Regions from separate parts of the Homo sapiens genome. Here region 1 is linked to region 2. The links are chromatin contacts, found by Hi-C or POLR2A ChIA-PET in ENCODE. All regions are on one chromosome and are shown on one strand. Each heading gives the region's core, a stretch centred on a gene start or an enhancer-like site at or near the end of the contact. The rest is flanking DNA. Distances are from core to core; before and after follow the strand shown.

The links. Hi-C counts contacts between places; a loop is a spot of excess contacts on that map. ChIA-PET counts read pairs that join two places held with the same protein, here RNA polymerase II (POLR2A). Pooled maps may share reads with other maps.
Region 1: a loop to region 2 is called in a map of ascending aorta, with 6 times the contacts of the local background. The contact joins two enhancer-like sites. A Hi-C loop is called at or near these places in 6 of 168 maps with a recorded cell type or tissue (aorta, ascending aorta, endothelial cell of hepatic sinusoid and 3 more) and 5 of 50 pooled maps. POLR2A ChIA-PET finds 5 or more read pairs at or near these places in 2 of 52 experiments (GM12878 and H1).

What each region holds. Positions count from the first base shown.
Region 1 is chr16:87,175,934-87,180,960 of GRCh38, reverse strand. No RefSeq gene overlaps it. Among named protein-coding and RNA genes, the nearest start is that of LINC02181, 120 kb to the right of the region's middle. Within about 2 kb of position 1,785, at least 5 of the 41 ENCODE cell types and tissues checked have a DNase peak (open chromatin) inside an H3K27ac peak, as active enhancers do; they include ascending aorta, where a contact is called at or near this core.
Region 2 is chr16:87,125,057-87,130,535 of GRCh38, reverse strand. No RefSeq gene overlaps it. Among named protein-coding and RNA genes, the nearest start is that of LINC02181, 70 kb to the right of the region's middle. Within about 2 kb of position 3,060, at least 6 of the 41 ENCODE cell types and tissues checked have a DNase peak (open chromatin) inside an H3K27ac peak, as active enhancers do; they include ascending aorta, where a contact is called at or near this core.

The DNA.
Region 1 (5,027 bases), core at 536-3,035, 52 kb before region 2:
GCCTCGGGTGATGCGCCCACCTCGGTCTCCCAAAGTGCTGGGATTACAGGTGTGAGCCACCACACCCGGCCTCCTTCCTTCCTAGTTATGGTAAATAATATTGTGTGGTCTGAATCTGCCGTATTTTGTTTATCCATTCATCTGTTGATAGACACTTGGCTGTTTCATACAAGCAGATTCTTTTCTTCCCTTTCTTACACCCTATGTATCTGTGTATCTGTGATTACATATATGAGTACACATATATGTGTCTGTGTATGTAGGTGTCTGCATCTGTGTGTGCATGTATGTGTGCATATGTATATGTCTGTCTGTATGCATATATGGGTGTACTGTATGTATATATGCATATGTGCGCATGTATGTGTGCTCAGGTATGTGTGCATGCACACACAAGCACGTTTACATGCATGTTTGTATATATGGGTGCATGTATATGAATATGTACACAAGTGTGTACTATATGTGCACGTACATGCATGTTTATGTATGCGCATGTACACACGTGTGCATGTCCATATATGTGTGTCTATATCTACAATCTTGCACCTTGGTTGCTTCACTTAACAACACACATGTGATTCTTCTTCAAATTATTGCCAGCGCTGATTTACTGTCCTGCTTCCCAGCTGTGGGCACAACCCCCAGTGCATTTGCCTTCCTCCTGGTCTCTGTGTTGCGGGGGTGCAGCCTTTGTCCCATTCCTTGGCCATGAGTAATACACCCGGTATGACCTTGTGCTGTTGGCACAGCACCCTCAGGTAGATGGTGAGCCCTTGGGGGCAGGGGCTGCCTGTCTTTGCCCCCTGAATCTGTCTGGCATGTGAAGGAGCTCGGGGCTTGTCTGTTACTGATCAGAGGAAGATGGCTGTGGCCCCCACCCATGTTCTCCGAGGGCTTATCCTGGCTTGGATGATCTTGGCTTCTTTGGGAAGGGAGGGGTGGGGCTGTCTTCCCGCTGTTGTGCCACCATCTTGGGGACTCTCTGAGAAAGGACTCGTGTTGCTGGGGAGACCTCCGTGGCCCCTTGCTGCAGGTGCCCATGGCAGGCATGTGATGTCCGCCCTGGAGGCTCTGGAAACTCCGTGGGGGCCCACACAGAGCTTCACAGGCCTCCGATGGTGATGGAAGTGAGGGCTGTGGCGATGATGGCAGGAGCTCACATTGGTGGCACCTGTTCTGTGCCAGGCGCTCTTCTGAGCCCTGCACATGGATGGACCCATTGACTGCCCGAGGACTCCATGACGTAGGTGTTGGTGCAAAGCCATTTACAGACGAGAACAGTGGTCACTGAGCCGACACTCTGTGCACCTGCCGTGCCTCCTCCTCCCGCTTTCCAGCCTCACGCCTGCCCTAAAGTGACAACTGGAATACGGGTGACAACAAAACAAACCACGCATGTGCCAGGCTTCCTTAGGGACTTTGCACGTGCACCCACGGCAATGCTGTGCCTTCCCATTTACAGATGAGACCAGCAAGGCCAGCAGGGAGGATGAGGGGCTGAGGCTGCACGGCTGGAAGGGGTGGCTGAGCAAGGCAGGATTTGAACTCAGCTCCAAGCCAGAGGTCAGCAGTGTCCCCCTCCCTGTGTGCATTCAGGCTGTTTGTGGGGGTGGGGCAGGGACTGTAGTTCTGCCTCCCTGGAAAGTTCCCGTTTCCTGCAGTGGGCTCTGGTCAGTGACCGGGCAGGTTCCTGCCCCTGCCCTCCCGGCCCCTGTCCTGGCCCAGGGCCCAACACTCCAGTCTGTTTTCCAGACAGGAAACATGAATCAAAATAGCATGACACACGAAACCGTAATTGGGGCTGTGCTGTGAGGCCCAGGGAGGCCTAACGAGTAGAGGCCTCTGCCATCGAACCTGCTGTGGGTGCCCTCCTTCCGCCCTCGGAACCCTCTGGCCTGAAACAGCATTCCATCAGCCCCCCTCCTCACCCAGGAGACCAATGGGGGGAAGGGGGGTGGGGGTGGGGAGGAAGAGGGAGAGGGACGGAAAGGGAGAGACACACAGAGACAGAGGGAGAGAGAGAGGGAGAGGGGGGAGAGATGGGGAGAGAGAGAAGGGGAGACAAAGGGAGAGATAAAGAGGGAGAAAGAGAGGAGGGGAGAGAAAGGGAGAGCGGAGAGAGGTAGAAAAAGAGAGATTCATAAGAGAAGAAAGAGGAAGAGGGAGAGAGAGAGGGAGAGGGAGAGACATGGAAGGAGAGAGACGGAGAGTGAGAGGGAGAGGGAGAGAGAGAGGGAAGGAGGGAGAGAGAGAGGGAAGGAGGGAGAGAGACAGGGAAGGAGGGAGAGAGGGAAGGGGGGAGAGAGAGATGGAGGGAGAGAGAGAGGGACAGAGAGACGGGGAGAGAGAGGGAGGCAGAGAGAGAAGGAGGGAGAAAGGGAGAGAGGGAGGCAGAGAGAGGAGGGAGAAAGGGAGAGAGGGAGGCAGAGAGAGGAGGGAGAAAGGGAGAGAGGGAGAGAGAGGGAGCGGGGAGAGAGAGGAAGAGAGGAGGGAGAGGGAGAGAGCTACAGAGGGAAAGTGGGAGAGGGATGGGGAGAGAGGGAGAGTGGAGGGGCTCTCTGTGCCTGGTTTGGTTGTGCTGTTCCTGATAACTCTGACCCCGACTGACCGACCGGTGCTTACTCTGAACGTTTCCAGGGTCTCTGCGTTTAGGGCCCGTCTGAAGGTTTCTGTGACGGCCTCGGCGGCTCTATGGGCAGATGGCCCTATGGCTCCTCCTAGCTCTGACAGGATCCTCTCAGCCTCTGTGTGCTTTCGCCTCTGCTTCTGCCTCTGCCTCTCTGTCTCTGTCCCTGTCCTGTGCCTGCATCTTTCTGTTCCCTTCCCTATCTCTGTCATCTTCGTTTCTTTCTTTTCTTTTCTTGCCTTCTCCCTCCCCTTGTTTCTTGCTTCAAATAAAGGACAGGGGAGACAGAAGAAAGCTTCGGGGACTTTAGAGCTGCATGGACGGCCCCTTCCGACCCAGCCTCCTCCCTGCAACCCCCAATAGCTGCGCCCCTGTGCCCCTCGTCCCCTCGCTCTCCTCTGTCCAGCCTCCCAGCCCTTCCTGCCCGCCTCTCCCTCCCTTCCTGCCCGAGACCCCCCAGAATCCCCCTCCTGGAAATGCCATTGCCCCCCTGGGGCCTGACCCTCGCTGGCAATCCTCCACTTCCCTGGTGGTCTTCCCTCTGGTCAGCCGGGTGAAAGGTCGCCAGCTGTTGGAGGGGCGGGGGTCTTTGAGGGCATCTAACTGGGTGTTCCCCACATGGGGGCCTTGAACCCCTAAGGGGCCTCGAGGGCCGCCGCAGTCATGGGGGGAGGATCTGTGCGCAGTTCCTTCCTTCATTCATAATCCGTCTTCACTCTGCACACGCCATCTCTGCTCCTTGTGGGAAAACGCAGGCGGGCCCAGTGTGAAGTGGAGCCTCGTCCTCTCTCTGCCCAGAGGGGACCACTGAGGACCGTGGAGAGTAAGGTCCGATGGAGATGGGTTGTTTCATCCCCGATTTCCTCACTTGGCAACGTAGTTTTGTAGCTCAGAGTGTGGCTCTTAATGGTCAGATCTGGGCCAGGCTGCTTAGCCCCCTAAGCTGACGGCACTGCCGTGAGCAGGGCAGGCCTGTTCTTTACCCTCGAGGGCTTTCTGTCCAGTGGGCAGACATTGGACACCGTCCCGCAGGGACCTTCCCTGACCCAGCTCAGATCTGTGAGCGTGGCTGACCCGGCCTGCAGGTGAGGCAGGACTTTCCTGAGCAGGTGGTCACGGTGGTAGGATTGGCCAAAGAAGTCAGTGGGGGGCAGCAGGCAGAGAGATGACAGGGACAAGGGCCCCGTGGTGAGCAGAGCTTGGCGTGATCCTGGAGCAGGACCAGAGTGAGCAGGGAAACATGGAAGGTGAAGGCTGGGGTGGGTGGCAGAGCAGACCCTACAGGACTTGCAGGCCCCCAGGAGCCTGGTCTTCTCTAGGCTGGGGTGGCTGTGCCTCGTGCTGTGGTGCCCGGTCTTGCCATGAAAGTGCCAGGTGTCACCCCCTCCATTGGGGGAGGCGGTGGGGAAACCTGAAGCCCAGGCCTGCCTCGGCTGCCAGCAGCCTGGTGTCTGACAGTGCACCCAAGCTGGCTGGTGGGAGTCCTCTGAATGTCTGTCTTCACTGGCTTTGGGTTCTCCTGTTCTGATGAGGTCATGGTGGTCTTTGGGGGCGCTCAGCTCACGGCAGGCTGCCTGGATCAGGGATGCTCATGTGCCCGCAAAGAAGAGCTTTATCCTCATTGATTTCTAACCAGCTTTATTGAGGTGTGATGTACACACCCTAAAAGTCACTTTTTTCGGTGTTCAATGGAATTCAACTCAATAATGAAAAAGAATGAATTACCGATACATGTAACAGCACAACCAAGCCTCAGAAGCATGCTAAGTGGAAGAAGCCAGGTGTGAAAGGGCACATATGCGATGCTTCTACCTACATGACATTTCTAGAAAAGACCCTGTCTTTCTTTTGAAATATCTGATCCAGAAATATTCAACTGAATTCGAAGTCTATTCATATCAGCCCCAGTCCCTTTAACATCACTTTTGTCTGTGATGAAAGATGAAGCACAGAGAGTGTCTTTAAAACTCTCAGTTTTTATACATTTAAAACAAGTTGGCTGGGCATGGTGGCTCAGGCCTGTAATCCCAGCAGAGGCAGGTGATTATTTATTTATTCATTTATTTTTGAGACCGTGTCTCACTCTGTCACCCAGGCTGGAGTGAAGTGGCGCGATCTCGGCTCACTGAAACCTCTCCCTCACGGGTTCAAGCGATTCTCCTGCCTCAGCCTCCCGAGTAGCTGGGACTACAGGCGCTTTGGGAAGCCATGGCAGGTAGATTGCTTAAGCCGAGGAGTTCGAGACAAGCCTGGGCAACATGCTGAAACCTCATCTCTACAAAAAACATAAAAGTAACCAGGCGTGGTGGTGCATACATGTAGTTACTCTGGAGGCTGAGATGGGAGGATGGCTTGAGCCTGGGAGGTCAAGGCTGCAGTGCACCATGATTGCGCCACT
Region 2 (5,479 bases), core at 1,811-4,310:
CTATTTTTTGTATTTTTGGTAGAGATGAGGTTTCACCATGTTGGCCAGGCTGGTCTCAATCTCCTGGCCTCATGTGATCCGCCCGCCTCGGCCTCCCAGAGTGCTGGGATGACAGGCGTGAGCCACCAGTCTTGAAGCTGCCCAGGGCACGTGGTCAACAACCTCTTGCAAAAAGTAGAGGTGAAGACTGGGGAGAAGTGAGAACTGAGGCTTACATGGTTCCCACCCTGACTTGAGGCATACCACTTGGATGGCACTACCCACCTACCTCTAGGAAGGCCTGAGCTCCCTGCCTTCAGCGCGGGTCTTTTTCTTTTAAATCGCCGTGGAGCTGGTTCTCTTTCCTTTGCGCTCTGTCTTGTTCTCTGGCTCCGGTTCCTCTCTCCCTCTCCCTCTGGCAGTGTTTCTGATTTGCTCTGCTGGAAAGTAGCAGCAGTGACCAGTGACCCTTACACAAGGCAGGAAGAGGGGAGCTGGGGGGTGCAGGTTCTGATGGGGGTGAGTGGGGAGGACAGGGCGGCCACACACCAGACAGGAAGGAATGCCCCTCCTCAGCCGGGGACTTGCTAGCTTTCCTGCAGGCTGTTACAGGCTATTTTCCCTAAGGGCGTGTGAGTCATACCCAGAGCTCACCTCTAACTCTCCCCTTCTTCCACCCCATGTGCTGCCTCCAGGTCCTGCTCAATTCAGCTGAAGGGCTATTTATCCAGCACCTCCCCTGTGATGTTTTTAGGAGAGTCAGCCAGAACAAATTATAGAATCAAAAATCTGAGTATTGTCAAGGCTCTGGGAACTTGTTGCCAATTTGCTTTGTGTTCTCGTGGGTTGGGTGTGAGGCTGCCGTTTTCATCACAGCTGCACCAGCACCGGATGTTCTGTTTTATCATGTTTTAAGAGATGTGTCTTTGGAGGGCCCTTTGTCTCGCAGGGAATTGTCCTCCAAGTCAGAATCAGGAAGGAGGAGGCCCTGGTCTTGGATGTGGAGGGAAGGCACTTTGGCTGAATGGAAGGAAGTGGAGACGTGGGGAAATAGGAACTTTGATGCTCTGCTGGCTGGAGCATGAACTGGAGCAAACCTTTTGAATCTCAAGCTGGTTCTGATGAGGCCAATGCACAGCTAATGTGGTTGGCACTATAGTGTTCCCAGCTCTACCCCAAAGACACCCACTAATGCCCAGAATCTATGAACATGTTACTCCACGTGGCAGAAGGTGCTTTGCAGATGTGATTAAGTTAAGGAGTTTGAGTTGGGAAGAGTATCCTGGATCATCAGGGTGGTCCCAGTGTCATCACAAGGGTCCTTATGAGAACCGGGCAGGAGACTTTGCATGAAAGGAGAGGGGAGAATAGAAACAGAGGTTGGAATGATGGGGCCACAAGCCAAGACATGTGGGCGGCCTCCAGGAGCTACAGAAGGCAAGAGGACAGCTTCTCTCCTGGGGCCTCTGGAAGGAGCCAGCCCTGCTGACTCCCTGATTTTTGCCCAGCAAGAAATGTCATTTTGGAATTCTGACCTTCAGAATAAATGGGGTGGTACTAAATTTGTGTTGTTTTAAGCCACTAAGTCAGTGATAATTTGTTGCAGCACCAATGGGAAGTTAATATACCCAGCAGCAATTTTGCTCCCTGTGCACATTTACATATATATTTTTAAACAGATGGGATCCCGCTTTGTTTCCCAGGCTGGTGTGCAGTGGCTATTCACAGGCGAGATCATAGTGATGTAGAGCCTCGAACTCCCAGGCTCAAGTGGTCCTCCTGCCTCAGTTTCCCAAGTACCTGGAACTATAGGTGCACCCTTTCCCTGTATACATTTTAAGACGTCCTCCCCATGTTCGTAAGGGGACACGGGTGAGGATGTGGTGCGGTGTGGGAGTGCTGTGTGTGTGACCCCTTGGGGGAGTGGTGAATGGGGAAGGGCCAGGGAGGCAAGTTATGGAACAAGATGCATCTTCACCCAAATTGGAAACTACAGGTCTGATATGCACAGAGCCCCCCAGCAGGACCCACAAGATGCTTAGTGGGAAAACAGGGCAAGAAATGATAAATAAAAAGCCCTCTTTGTTTGGTGAAGCAGGGTGTGGAAGGGGCCCCAGTGGGGTTCTCAGAAGCTGGGTAGACTTGGTCTTCCAATCCAGGTGCTGATTTTCTGGCTGTGTTCCGTTGGTGACAACTCTTTGAGTCCAGTACTTTTCGGTATGAATATTATCCTCAATAAGATGTTTTAAGCAATCCATATGCACAACATAGCACAAGAACACCTTTACATCTGTGGAAACTTGTGAGGCAGGATAAGATACTGCCCGTCAGGGCTGGGAGCAGGGCCAGGGAGAGAGGGGCCTTTGTGAAGCCTCCCCGGGCAAGGGTCTCACATGGTCCAATGACGGCAACGCACCCAGAGTTGAGCGGTGAGAGTTAGTCTGTGCAGCCTCCTGCCCTGAAGCCCCAGAACAGGAAGGAAGGGGTTTCCAGGAGCCCTTGAGAAGCAGAGGCTGGGAGTGCTGTGGGGAGCTTCCATTTGGGTGAAGGAGGCACACATCACCTGGTCTCCTGTTGGTAACATTAGGATTCAGCCGTCAACGCTCAGCTGGCCAGGTGGAGCCCTCGCAGCTGCCCAGTGGTGGGGATGCAGGTGTGATGGGGTGGGGACCTGGCCTGACCTGGTGGTCTGGAGGTCTGACTACGATCACCAGGCTCAGCACTAATGGAGTGGCAAGAAAGGGTCTGGATGCCCTGCTTACAGCATGCTGTGACAGGATGTTTCAAGGCTGGGCTGCACGGCCAGGCTGAAGCAGAGGAGGCCCAGGGCTTCCACCCGCATCCTAGTGAGCCCAGCCCCAGCTGGCCGTGTCCTGATGGCTGTGCCCCTCCCCGGATGGCCAGTGAGCTGGGGCTGGGGCCGCCCGTGCAGCAAGTCCAGGGTCCCCCCAGGCTCTCGCCTTCCCCCTGCCAAGCCCACCTCTGGAGAAGGGAGAGAGAGCCCCCTGCTTGGGAGGTGAGAAGCAAGTTCACTCAAAACGTCAGCCTCAGCAGAGCCTCTGCCTGCCGGCCTTCTAGATAAACACGGTGGTGTTTAAAGAATCCATGGGGAGGCGTTTTGGCCTGAAGGGAGGGAAGGTTCCAGGCCTCACTCTGAGCTGAGCTGGGATCTACCCATTCCCAGTACAAATTAAAGCCGCAGTCCACCATGTCTGAGGACCATTTCCAGGTTCTTCCGGGGGTCTTGCAACGGGAGGCAGCCACTTAGCCAGTCCTTGACCACGACGGAGCGGCCTTTGGGGAGGCTGCTGGGTCCCCTGCCGGAACGTGGGACTTTATGGAAAAATTGAGCCCACGAGCACACGCAGAGGAAATTCCAGGGAGCGAGGCTGACAGGCTTGTCTTGGAAAGCAGCTGGTTACTTTGGCCCCAGCCCAATTCTCCCGCTCTCCTCTCTGCACTGCCCTCCCACTCCCCAACTTTGCTTTTTCTCCCAAAAGAAAAAAATAACGAAACCAGAGAGGCACAACGGAATCAAACAGAAAAATCCCAACTTAAGAGAAAAGCGACAAATCCCCAGGGGCATAAAATCACTAGGGCCTTCACAGGCGCTTGTTTGTTTGCTGGTTAAAGACTGACAGGCCGGCGCAGAGGGCCACCTACAAGGACCAGGGGCAGGCAAGTTAGAAGCTCCCATCTTCTGAGTCCTCACTACCTGCCAGGACTTTCTTTTTTCTTGAGGAGTAGCTCAGCACTCACGTTAAGTGTGGCTCAGTGAGTTATCCCACGTGTCCTGGCATGACCATGCCCAGGTGGCAACACAGCCCACTCCCAGTGCCCTTGGGCTCCCTGCTCCTCCCTCTCAGCCAGTGGCCTCTTGCAGCTAACTTTCATCCTCAGCTTTATATCCACGGACTCTTAACAGCATGATCCATTTCGTGTGGGCTTCTTTCACTTGCGACGTCTGGGTGGTCCCTCTGTATGGCTGGGGGATGGCAGGGGCTTGCTCTTTTCCTTTGCTGGGCAGAATTCCATTCTGTGAACGTGTCCAGGTCACTGTGCCCCTACCGGTTGATGCACATGTGGACTGTTTTCATTTTCTGGGTGCTCTGGATAAAGGTGCTACGAGCTTTCTTATGCAAAGTCTTTTGGTGACTGAGTTTGTTATATGTGTCTCAGCATCAAAACAGTTCCAGGACATGCATCCAATTGTCAACATCCCACCTCATAGACAAGAAAACTGAGGCTCAAAAAGTTTTCATGCCTGGTTCCAAGCCCCAGAGTCGGGAGCAGGGCTGGGATTCAAACCAGATGCATGTGATGGAGACCTGCGCTCTGAGCTCTTGGTAATGTCTGCCCAGGGCACAGCGCTTCAGCGGCAAAGTGGCCAGGTTCTCCAGGGTTTCAAAGTGCAGGAGATATGTCTGGATGGGGGGCCTGGCTCCTCCTCCTCGGCAGAGGGGCAGCTGCCTTATTCCGACGAGGTTTCGAGCCTTCCCTGCTCCCATCCTCTCTGAACCCCACCTAAGCCCCAGCTGTGCCCATATGGCTGGAGGGAGCCCCTGACAGCTGTATTCTATGTCCTGGGGAAAGGCAGGATCTCTCGCCATGGGGGAAAATCCCTGTAAATCCTGTGACAAACAGCTCTAATCTGGTGTTTAATGCAGAGCCTGATGCCGGCTGCAGCGAGGGAGGGCACGCTGGCACTGGGGAACACGACCGTGCCAAGGCTGGAGGTGCATTTGGCCCCTGCAAGGCCATCGCCCTGCTGACCCTAAGCAGGCAGCCAGCAGGGCACGGCCGGAGGCTGCACGGCTTCTCCACTGCACGGCTTGCCGGCCTCGGGGTGCGTGGGGAATGGTGAGATAAGCACGTGAAACCACAGCTCGGCCTTGATGGTTTGTTAGCTGGCCTTAGTGTTTTCAATTGTCCGAAATTGGGACACTCTGTCCCACAGGCACCTTACCTGAATACCTTATCGGAGACCCTGGAGGCCAGATCCGTTTCAGAATTCAGAATCTGTTAGCTTTTAGAACGTTAAATCAGTGCTTATGTTGTATGTCATTAGCAGCCCTGTGGGATCCCGGGCCACACGGGGCAGTGAGACTCACGAAAGTTTCTGTAGCCGCCGCGTGGTGCACACAGCCATGGCTTGCCTCGCCTCAGCACGGGAGGCTTTGCTGACCACGGGCTGCGCTTACTGATGCCACTCAGATGCATGGGACCTCAGCATCCGCAAATTCAACTGCACACGCTCAGCACTGCATGGGTGGCATGGGGGTGAGTGCGGTGTGCGTGTTGTGTATGTGACTGTGTGGAGTGTGTGTTCTGTGTGTGAATGTGTGTTGTATATGCAGTGTGTTGTGTGTATTGTGTCATGTGTGCGAGTGTGTGGTATGTATGTGTGGCATGTTGTGTGTGCTGTGCATATATGTGTGTGTGTTGCATGTGTATGTGATGTGTGTGGTGTGCTTGTGTGTGTGGTGTGTGTCATTGTGGT